3 separate regions of the Homo sapiens genome follow, and all the other regions are linked to region 1. The links are chromatin contacts, found by Hi-C or POLR2A ChIA-PET in ENCODE. All regions are on one chromosome and are shown on one strand. The core of a region is the stretch at or near the end of the contact, and the rest is flanking DNA. Distances in the headings are between cores, read along the strand shown. Region 1 holds the start of ZNF587 (zinc finger protein 587). Region 2 overlaps A1BG (alpha-1-B glycoprotein). Region 3 holds the start of ZNF548 (zinc finger protein 548).

Evidence for each region. A loop is a pair of places that touch in the nucleus more often than their neighbours do. ChIA-PET counts read pairs that join two places held with the same protein, here RNA polymerase II (POLR2A). Pooled maps may share reads with other maps.
Region 2: a loop to region 1 is called in a pooled map, with 4 times the contacts of the local background. The contact joins the enhancer-like site here to the promoter of ZNF587 in region 1. A Hi-C loop is called at or near these places in 1 of 50 pooled maps. POLR2A ChIA-PET finds 5 or more read pairs at or near these places in 2 of 52 experiments (GM10248 and activated CD4-positive, alpha-beta T cell).
Region 3: a loop to region 1 is called in a pooled map, with 9 times the contacts of the local background. The contact joins the promoter of ZNF548 here to the promoter of ZNF587 in region 1. A Hi-C loop is called at or near these places in 7 of 50 pooled maps.

The regions. Positions count from the first base shown.
Region 1 is chr19:57,848,291-57,851,670 of GRCh38, forward strand. It overlaps ZNF587 (zinc finger protein 587), which reads left to right and starts at 1,569. Exons shown (of 3, transcript NM_032828.4): 1 at 1,569-1,781. The coding sequence starts at 1,749. It overlaps LOC124904782 (a long non-coding RNA gene), which reads right to left. Exons shown (of 2, transcript XR_007067358.1): 2 at 2,025-2,271. RefSeq lists enhancers at 1,167-1,276, 1,347-1,406, 1,577-1,816, 1,867-1,956, 2,011-3,210.
Region 2 is chr19:58,345,981-58,349,360 of GRCh38, forward strand. A1BG (alpha-1-B glycoprotein) reads right to left here. Exons shown (of 8, transcript NM_130786.4): 7 at 1,373-1,660; 8 at 1-1,049. The coding sequence ends at 1,042. Among named protein-coding and RNA genes, the nearest start is that of A1BG-AS1, 4.3 kb to the right of the region's middle. RefSeq lists enhancers at 814-1,314, 982-1,261, 1,315-1,815, 2,032-2,111 and a silencer at 1,512-1,841. Within about 2 kb of position 1,516, at least 27 of the 41 ENCODE cell types and tissues checked have a DNase peak (open chromatin) inside an H3K27ac peak, as active enhancers do.
Region 3 is chr19:57,388,257-57,391,636 of GRCh38, forward strand. ZNF548 (zinc finger protein 548) reads left to right here and starts at 1,598. Exons shown (of 4, transcript NM_001172773.2): 1 at 1,598-1,858. The coding sequence starts at 1,844. RefSeq lists enhancers at 1,156-1,235, 1,376-1,855.

The DNA.
Region 1 (3,380 bases), core at 319-2,818:
ATGGGGTTTCACCATATTGGTCAGGCTGGTCTCGAACTCCTGACCTCATGATCCACCTGACTCAGCCTCCCAAAGTGTTGGGATTATAGGCATGAGCCACTGCACCCAGCAATTTATTTATTTTTTATTTTTTATTTTTTTTGAGACAGAGTCTCACTCCTGTTGCCCAGGCTGGAGTGCAATGGCATGATCTCGACTCATCGCAACCTCCACCTCCAGGGTTCAAGTAATTCTCCTACCTCAGCCTCCCGAGTAGCTGGAATTGGAGGCATGCAGCACCATGCCTGGAAAATTTTGTACTTTCAGTAGAGACACGGTTTCTCCATGTTGGCCAGGCTGGTCTCGAACTCCCGACCTCAGGTGATCCACCTGCCTTGGCCTCCCAAAGTGCTGGGATTACAGGTGTGAGCCACCATGTCTGGCCTTTATTTTTATTTTTTGTGGGTATATAGTAGTGTATATATTTGTAGATTACATTAGATATTTTGATGTAGCCATGCCATATGTGATAATCACATAGGGTAAATGGGGTCTCAGTCACCTCAACATTTATCCTCTGTATTATAAACAGTCCAGTTATACTCTTTTAGTTATTTTTAAATATATAATTAAATTATTTTGACTATAGCCACCCTGTTATGGTAGCAAATATTAGGTCTTATTCATTTTTGCTCACTGTTTTTTGTACCCATCCTGTCATCATGTCTTATGGAGAATTTTCTTTTGTTCCCAACAAAACAATGAAACTCGCAAAACTGACTGTAATGATTCAGTCTACGTGAATTTAAAGAGCAATCAATACTTAATGTTCTCAGCTCTGAGTGCACACATTGTAAGTCTGAATGATGCCAATGATATGGCCACTTAGATAAGTAAAGTTTGGGAGCATCTCAAATAGTATTTTTATTCTCTGGGTGCAGGATGAGCTTCCTAGAGTCTGATGTGATACCTATTTGATGCTTTTACAAAGAATCAATAATCTTCCTCCTTTGAGGTGTGAGCAGGGCTTTCCAGCAGCCCTCAGAATGTAACATGGTCTGCATTCGGTTTGCTCTTGGAGGATACCACCATTGTTGGCTGAGAGCTCTGGGAAGTACTTTACCCAGAAGGCGCTAGTTGCAAGGCCCAGGATGAGGGATTTCTGGGCATGCTTGTCAGGCCAGGGAGTACTGGGTTGGGACTGAGAAGGCACAAGAGGAGTAGTCATCTCTGCTCCCAAGTGGCAGGTCTGAGGCTCATAGGCACTGGCTGGGGTGATGCCTGCTCCACCCACAGTTGATGGCAGCAGCCACACTGAGGGACCTAGCTCAGGTAAATGCTGTGTATTACAGGCTTCACCCCAGCTAGAGTAATACAGGTAGAGGAACCAATAGGTACAAAGGCTTGGAGGTGCATCTGAGCCATGAACATTTCAGAACCTGGTAACCATGTTGTGTCATGGAAAGTGGGGAACTACATTACCCAGAAAGCTCTGCTTTAAACGACAGCCGGTCAGAGCCAGTGAGCACTCGGAAAGAAGGCATTTCCACGTGTGCACGTAACGTAAGGCCGAGACTTCCGGGGTCTCTAGTAGCGGCTGTGTATCGGCGATGCGGGTGTTTCCCCAGTTTGTGGCCCCTGAGTGCTGGGTGGGACCGCGGTGACTGAACCTAGAAGGTGGAGAGGAATCGTCCTCGGTGCCCAGAGGCGGCTCTGCAGCCCCGTGACGGCGACCACTGCTCCCGGGCCGTGCTTCCCCAAGTAGTCCGATGGCAGCGGCTGTGCCGAGGCGCCCAACTCAGGTAATTGTGGTGCCTTCTGTGCCCTCAGGTCACCCCATCGTCACCCAGGTCCTAAACCAGCGAGGGAGCGGCTCCTGCTCGTGGGTCTGTAGCCGGTACCCGGCGTAGGAACACTGAGGCGCTCACAGGAGGCCTCTCCTTGTAACCGTCCAGTGGGTTCACGTTGCCAGCTGCCTAGACAGAGCCGATTTATGAAGACTGGGGAATTGCGATGGAGAAATAGTAATTCACGCAGAGCCGTCCTGCTGTTCGGGAGACAGGAGTTTTATTATTCAAATCAGTCTCCCTGAGCATTCTGGGATCAGAGTTTTCAAAATTTGGCGGGTAGGGGCTTGGGAAGTGGGGAGTGCTGATCAGTCTGGTTGGAGATGGATTCATAGGGGGTTAAAGTGAGTTTTTCATGCTGTTTTCTGTTCTGGGTGGGATGGCAGAACTGATTGACCCAGATTACCGGTCTGTGTGTTGTCCGCTGATCCATCCAGTGCAGGATCTGCAAAATGCCCCAAGCACTGATCTTAGATATTGGGGAAACCAGCCCCACACCACCCAGCAGATACCCCGAGTCCTGCGGAGACAAAGGAGTTAGAAAGAGACAGAATACGCATTTAAAAGGCGGGTCCAGGTGGCCAGAGCATTGGAGGCTTCCTGGCGGCCCAGAGCTCTTGGGCTCCACCCAGTTTATTGGTTTACAAGCTCTTTGTTCTTATGGCTGATTGGAGGGGGAGGAAGCGATCAGGAAAAGGATTAATCAGTAAAGGAGAACTCGTGAGTCATTCCATAAGATGTAAAGCACTGGCCGTTTCTGTGAATTTCCTTGAACAAAGGCGTGTGTCTAAACTACTTAAGATCTTTAACTTAACTGAAACGGGTGGCTGCGGGTTTCAGGAGGAGCCAAGATGTTTGATTATGCTCCACTGCTTCAAGGGAGTGTGATCTCCCTGAGCAACCCATGGAATGCTGCTGAAGAGTTATGCTCTCGGGGCATAAAGACATGAAGGCAATAAGGAGACTTTTCTCCTCAGAGGCCGCCCATGGCTTCCCATGGGTGTCTCACACAGGGGAGACCAACTCAACTAGCACCCCAGAAACTCACATTAGGTTTTACAATAGTAAGGTTATCTTCAGGAGCAACTTGGGGAGGTTCAGACTCTTGGAGCCAGAAGCTGCATGACCCCTAAACCGTAATTTCTATTCTTGTAGCTAATTTGTTAGTCCTGCAAAGACAGGCTGGTCCCCAGGCAAGAAAGGGGTCTTTTCAGGAAAGGGCTATTATCAATTTTGTTTCAGAGTGAAACCATGAACTGAATTCTTTTCCAAAGTTAATTCAGCCTATGCCCAGGAATGAAAAAAGACGGCTGAAAGGTTGGAAGCAAGATGGAGTCGGTTAGGTCTGATTTCTTTCACTGTCATAATTTCGTCAGTTATAATTTTGCAAAGTCGGTTTCACCTGTTTCTGACACCAGTGGGATGCAGTGGGGAGAGTGACAGGCACAGGTAGGGGTGCAGGCAATGGCCTGCAGATGGACAGAGCTGGAAGGATGGAACCTGGGGTTCACAGGCATCTGTCAGGAACAACGTGTGAGATGGAGCTCTTCCTGG
Region 2 (3,380 bases), core at 266-2,765, 500 kb after region 1:
AGGACTCAGAGCTGAGGGATAATGGGAAAGAACACAGAGGAATCCAGCCATTTCCACAGCGTCCAGCTCTGCTGTGGGAGGCTGGGAACAGCCCAGCACTACCACCCTGGACTGGGAGGACAAGACCACAAAATGCAGCTTCCCTGAACCTCCTCTTGGTGATGGGGTTGATGTGGTCGAGGTAGAGGTGAGTATGTCTGGAGCCTCAAGCAACTGCCCATACCTGCTGGGACCAGGCCGAGGTGCCCAGGGAGTAAGAGGCAGCATCCTGGAAGAGCACAGATGAAAGAGGCCCTGAGAAGTGTTGGTTGGCCAGGTGCTGTGGCTCACACCTGTAATCCCAACACTTTGGGAGGCTGAGGCGGGAGGATCACTTGAGCCCAAGAGTTCAAGACCAGCCTGGGCAACATAGTGAGACTCATCTCTACAAAAAATAAATAATAGAAAGAAAAATGTGAGTTGGCCAGGCATGGTGGCTCATGCCTGTAGTCCCAGCTACTCAGGAGGCTGAGGTGGGAGGATCACTTAAGGCCAGGAGTTCAAGACAAGCTTGGGCAACACAGTGAGACCCTGTCTACAAAAAATAATAATTAGCCAGACGTGGCGATGCATGCCCAGGCTCCCAGCTACTTGGGAGGCTGAGGCAGGAGGATCGCTTGAGCCTGGGAGGTCAAAACTGCAGTGAGCCGGACTGCAACACTGCACTCCAGCCTGGGTGACAGTGTGAGACCCTGTCTCAAAAAAGAAAAAAGAAAAGAAAACTGTGCTCTTAAGAGCCAGTTCTCCACTCCTCTACCTCAGGAGCCACCCCAGAACCCATCCACTTTGAGGACACGAGATCCCAGCCCACTCAGCCCTGGGAGTCCAAAGACATTTTAAACAGAGCCTCTCTTCACATTTATTAATTCCTGGGAGGAATGAGGGAGGCTTCTCCAGCCCCCCAGAGACCCCGGCCTTGTGCTGCAACAGGAGGGGAGGGAGCCAGTCCAGAATCCCCGGCACTTCTGAGGACACCAACAGCACCCTGGGCCCGCGGCTGCATCAGCTTTCTAGACAACGGGAGAAAAGAGAAATGGTGGAGGAGGGGAAATCCTATGCCCTCCTCCTCGCGGAAATCAAGGCCGACCTCCCTGACGCCCCCCCGGAAGGAAGCGCGTGGTCGGCTGCCAGCCGAGACCCCCATCTGCGCCTCCAGCTGCAGGGCCTTTGCTGGGCGGTTCCTCGCCCGCAATTCCCCCACGAGCCCTGGGGAGACCCAGCGCTAACCAGGGGTGCCCAAGGGAGGAGCCGGGAGAGGCCCTCCTGGAGGTGGGCACAGCCCAGGCAAACATCAGCAGACGGAACCAGCACCCGGGACCCAGGGAAACGTCACCTGCCACCAGGAGCTCCACAGGGTCGCTGAGCTCCGATTCGAAGGTGTGGGGCACCCAGGAGCGGTAGCGGCACCTGTAGTTGCCGGCGTGCTGGGGCCCCACGAAGATCAGCTCGAGGTTCGCCGCGGCCCCGGGGGTGCGGACCGTCTTCACGGCCTTCGTCTCGCCCTCGCGCAGCAGCTCGAAGGTGACGTCGGGGATGGGTCCCTCGCAGCGCAGGACGGCATCTCGGCCCGCCAGGACCGCCCCACTCCACGTCGCCCGGAGCTGAGGCCTGGGAGGGGGTCCTGGGCGGAGCGGGCGGGTGGTCGGGCCAGGCCACGCCCCAGGCCACGCCCCAGGCCACACCCCAGGCCACACCCCAGGCCGCGCCCGCGCCTGCGCCTCAGCCCCGGCTTCATCTTCCCTGTCTTGTTCCTGGGCGCAGAGGGCTCCTCCGGCGCCGCCGAGCTGCGCCCGCTGCCTTCACACCCCGGACATCCGCGCCACACGTGAGTGTCCCCGCACCCCTCCCCCAGGACCGTGGAAGTCCCAGATTCGGGCCTGCTCTGGGGCTTCTGGGGTCCCCAGCCTCGGTCACTCTGACGGGTGAAGGGAAGAAGAAATGATGGAGAAAACGGTGCTCCTTCATGGAGGGACCAAAAAAGGACATACAATCTATGTCAATAGATGAGGGTTTTCCCTCCATAAGTTTAACTTTAAAAGTGTATTTAAGGTGCCGGGCGCAGTGGCTCACACCTGTAATCTCAGCACTTTGAGAGGCCGAGGCAGGCGGATTGCCTGAGCTCAGGAGTTCCAGACCAGCCTGGGTAACACGGTGAAACCCCGTCTCTACTAAAATACAAAAAATTAGCCGGGCGTGGCAGCGTGCGCCTGTAATCCCAGCTACTCGGGAGGTGGAGGCAGGAAAATTGCTTGAACCTGGGAGGCAGAGGTTTCAGTGAGCCAAGATTGCGCCACTGCACTCCAGCCCGGGTGACAGAGTGACACTCCGTCTCAAAAACAAACAAACAAAACAAAACTGTAAGGAATCAAATGTTACAAAATCCTGGAAGATTTTGGTAATGCTGTTGATAATTTCAGGGAAATTAATGAAGTACATGTAAGTGCTTGATTTAAATGTGTATTTTATTCAATAGTTTGAGTATCTTGCCATGGAAGATACTAGCCCAGCCTAGCAGAAAAGTGCAATATGTATAATATACTTTCGCATTTTAAAAGTTATATTCCCTATCCATTTTGAAATGCTAGCCAAACTACATGAAGTTATTTGCAATTAATTGTAAGCTAATCAGGAATTTTGAAAGCTTGATTGGATTAACAAACTATAATGTTGAAATTTGGTAAAATCATAATGTTAATTTTTACTGTGAAACGTTTTCTTGTAAGATAGATATACACATCCTAGTTTAATTTTGTGTCTTAGTGTGGATTTACAAATTTACTACAGTTATTCTGAGCCCAGGAACCCAATCAGATTTCAGGCCAGTTTGATACTGGCTGTTCTTAATTCTAACAGGAGAGTAGGACATCATACTAAATGTTATGTCAGTGGGACTGTGTTGTCTTTGGAGCTTAGTAAATTAATCATTTTCTTCAGACTTTAAGGAGAGTGATAAATAAAATTTGGAGTCATAGGATATAGATGTACAATTTAAAGATTAAACATTTTTTTTTTTTTTGAGATGGAGTTTTGCTCTTGTTGCCCAGGCTGGAATGCAGTGGCATGACCTGGACTCACTGCAAACTCCACCTCCCGGGTTAAAGCAATTCTCCTGCCTCAGCCTCCCAAGTGGCTGGGATTACAGGCATGTGCCACCACAGCTGGCTAATTTTGTATTTTTAGTAGAGACAGGGTTTCTCCATGTTGGCCAGGCTGCTCTTGAACTCCTGATTTTGTGATCCACCCGCCTTGGCCTCCCAAAGTGCTGTGATTACAGGCGTGAGCCACCTTGCCTGGCCAAGATTAAACATTTTTCATCAATTGTGGATGGTGGCTTATAACAC
Region 3 (3,380 bases), core at 348-2,847, 460 kb before region 1:
TCTTATCTTTTTCTCACATTACAGATCGATTTCTCTAGGGCTTCTGGTTTTTTTTCTTTTGGAATAACCTACATAATTACTAATAGATTTCGGTAATTTTTTTATTTCACAAGTGTTTTTCACATTTCGACTCCCTGTGCAAATACAGTTGTAAACACAGGTGAAATTTTAAATCACTTCTGAGGAAGAAGATAACATCATGGAATTCCACACCTTTTTTGAGGATAAGATGTGCATATGCTTCAACTATGAAAACGGTAGACAATGTTGTCCAGAAATGGCATGTATCAGCTGCTCTTGAGAAATAAAAATAAAATTCTAAGCACCCCCTAACTGACTGAATGGATGCCCTCTTGACCATGAGAACCCTAGAATAACTTTGGAAGCTGAATTCACCACTATAGAGGAACGGGAAATCAGACACACCTCATTATATCCCCTACCACACTACAATCATTAGGTTTTCTTCCCTAAGGGCTAAATAGAAATCAACCTTTTCAGAAGACTACTAGCTTATCTTCCAAGGTACAGAACAGAGAGAAGATGAGATTATTCATTCCTTCATCCTTCTCTGAGACATCTTCTTTATTCCCTTTTCCCCTCACGTGTTTACTCTATCTTATGTAAAATGTAGATTTACTGGGCACTAACTAAAGTTTCACATGTCTGTAATCATTTGTCTCACTGCCAACCCCTCTTCCTTTTTAAGGAAAATGTATAATAAATACTAAACCTCCTAAGAACCTCTTTGGAAAAACCAGCCACAGATGCTTCTGTGACTTACATTTTTCTGGATGTGCCCTTAGGCTGGTCCAGTAATCCTCCATGATTTGTGACTTATGCCTCAATCACTCATTTTGGTCGTCACTCTCATTTTCAGATAGGATTGTGATTCTTAAAATAAATGGAAAATATCTCAGATATGAAGTAGTAAGTATTATTAGAATAAAAGCGTTGCACCCTTCGTAGGAACACAATCGCTGACTCTACAGTCAGGTAAGATGTATTCTCTTTGATCCAGAGGCATAGCTTCACCCTTTCAACCTACTTCAGCGTCTCCTGTCATCCTTCCTACAAATTCCAGTCCATAGCCCTAACTGCGTAGTCTTTCTTTCTTCTTCTGGACCAAACATATTGAAGCTTACTAAACAGACGCCAAAGCGTAACTGTATGTGTATTTGAAAAGCAATAATATGGCTGGCAGGCATGAGTAGAGGCAGACTGCCTTTATGGTATGGGGTGTCTCTTTGGACCTGTAGTTATTGGGAATTAGCTGTGCTTAATAGAGTCTTAAGTAATAAGTTGCTAACATTTCTGTAAATATCCTATACTACAATCCAAAAAAATACCGTATGTTGCCTTTAAGAGCAAGCCAAGCCCCCTCCTGTCTTTGGAGTCGGGGACTCCGTTTCCCAGCTCCCCTGACAGTGCCACTGGGCCTTTATCTGCCATATAAGGACTGATCAACGCTCTAAGACAAGTCCGGAAGCGGTGTCGAAACTTCATAACCCAGAAGACACTGCAGCTCTCGGCGGCACGACTTACCCAATAAAGGCTTAGAAGGGGACGTTTGCGTGCGTGCGCACCGTCGGAGGGCGGGACTTCCGCCGTCCTCCTGGTGGTGGTCGTTTTGGTTCTGTGTGGTGTTTCACCAACTTCGGCCTATGGCTCTGTCTGACGTCACCGAAGTGACGGAACGGAAAAGCGCGAGAAGCGGCTCGGTTCCCACCACGGAGAGGCGGGAGTGAGTCAACTGACAAGCGCTGGGGACAGTGGCGTCCTTGTCTTGCCTTTGTCGCTCCCGCCCCGCTCTTCCCTGGCTGGGCTGGCGGAGGCCTTGCTGATGAACCTGACTGAGGTGGGTGTCCCGTCCCAGGCTCCCCCGCCCGACCGGTCCTCCCAGTGCTGAAGCCCCCTGAAGGGGCCCTGCAGGTCAGGCCCCTTGTCCCGAAGAGAGGGGCGTTCCTGTGTGGGGTCCCCGTATCAGCCGATTTGATGCAGCCTCAGAGCTCCCGTTAGGGACCTCAGGTTCAGAGCATGGAGGCGCTGCCGAGTGGGCTGTGTTGGGGCGTCAGGGGTGTGTGTTGTTTCTGCGGGAAAGAGAGGGTTTTGTGAATTCTCGCTTGGAATGGCAACCTGAGCAGCCAGTAACCATGGAAGGTTGTCAAGGGAGGGACAGTTGGAGGGGGCAGGTCCAGAGTTCGAAGTTTCAAGTTAGGAAAACCAGGTTAGGAATGGACACAGGGAGACGCGAAAAGGCCCTGAGGCCACTGCAGTAGACCCAGGAGAATTATGGTTGGGGCTGGACCAGTGACAGTAGAGGGAGATGTGATGAGATTCTTCATAGGCCTGAAAGATAGGGCCCGTAGGTTTTCCTGGTGCTTCAGTTATGTCTGAACAAAGGCAGTGAAGAACCGTTTCAAGTGTTTGTTTTGTTTTTTGTTTTCTGTTTGAACGTTTGGAAGAATGGAGTTGGGGAAGTCAGCATAAAGAGCAGATTTCCGGGAGAAGATCACAGGTTGGATTTTGGACATGGTGATTCTCAAATGTCTCAAGATGGATATGTCACACAGACAGGTGGACATAAAGGTGTGGAGTCTGAGGAAGGGGATTGGGTTGGCGATACCAGACGGATGGAGGGCTTGGACTGGGCCAGAGAATGGTCTGAGGATCAGATTGAGTAGGTCGGTCTCGGGTTTTTTTTGTTTGTTTGTTTGCATAAATTTAAGGAGTCAAGTGCAGTTTTGTTATATGGATATATTTGCATAGTGGTCAAGTCTGGGCTTTTAATGTATCCATCGCCTGAATAATGTACATTGTATCCATTAAGTAATTTTTCATCACTCATCTTCGTCTCATCCTTCTACCTGTTTGGAGTCTCCAATGTTTGTCATTCCACACTCTTTGTCCATGTGTACACATTATTCAGCTTCCACTTGTAAGTGAGAACATTTGGTATTTGACTTTCTGTTTCTGAGTTGTTTCATTTAATAATGGCCTCCAGTTCCATCCACATTGCTGTAAAAGACATAGTTTCATGCTTTTTTTTTTTTTTGTGGCCTAGTGGTATTACCTTGTGTATATATATGCCACATTTTCTTTACCCAGTCATACATTGATGGATAATTGGTTAATTCCCTATCTTTGCTATTGTGAATAGTGCTGTGATAAAAATACATGTTTTTTTTAATGTAATGATTTATTTTCCTTTGGGTAGATGCCCAGTAGTGGAATTGGTGGATTTAATGGCAGTTCTATTTTCAGTTATTTGAAAAATCTTCATACTGTTTTCCATTGAGGTTGTACTTATTTACATTCTCACCAACAGTGTGTAACCTTTTTCTCTTCTCCATATCCTGGGCAACATCAGTTGTTTTTTG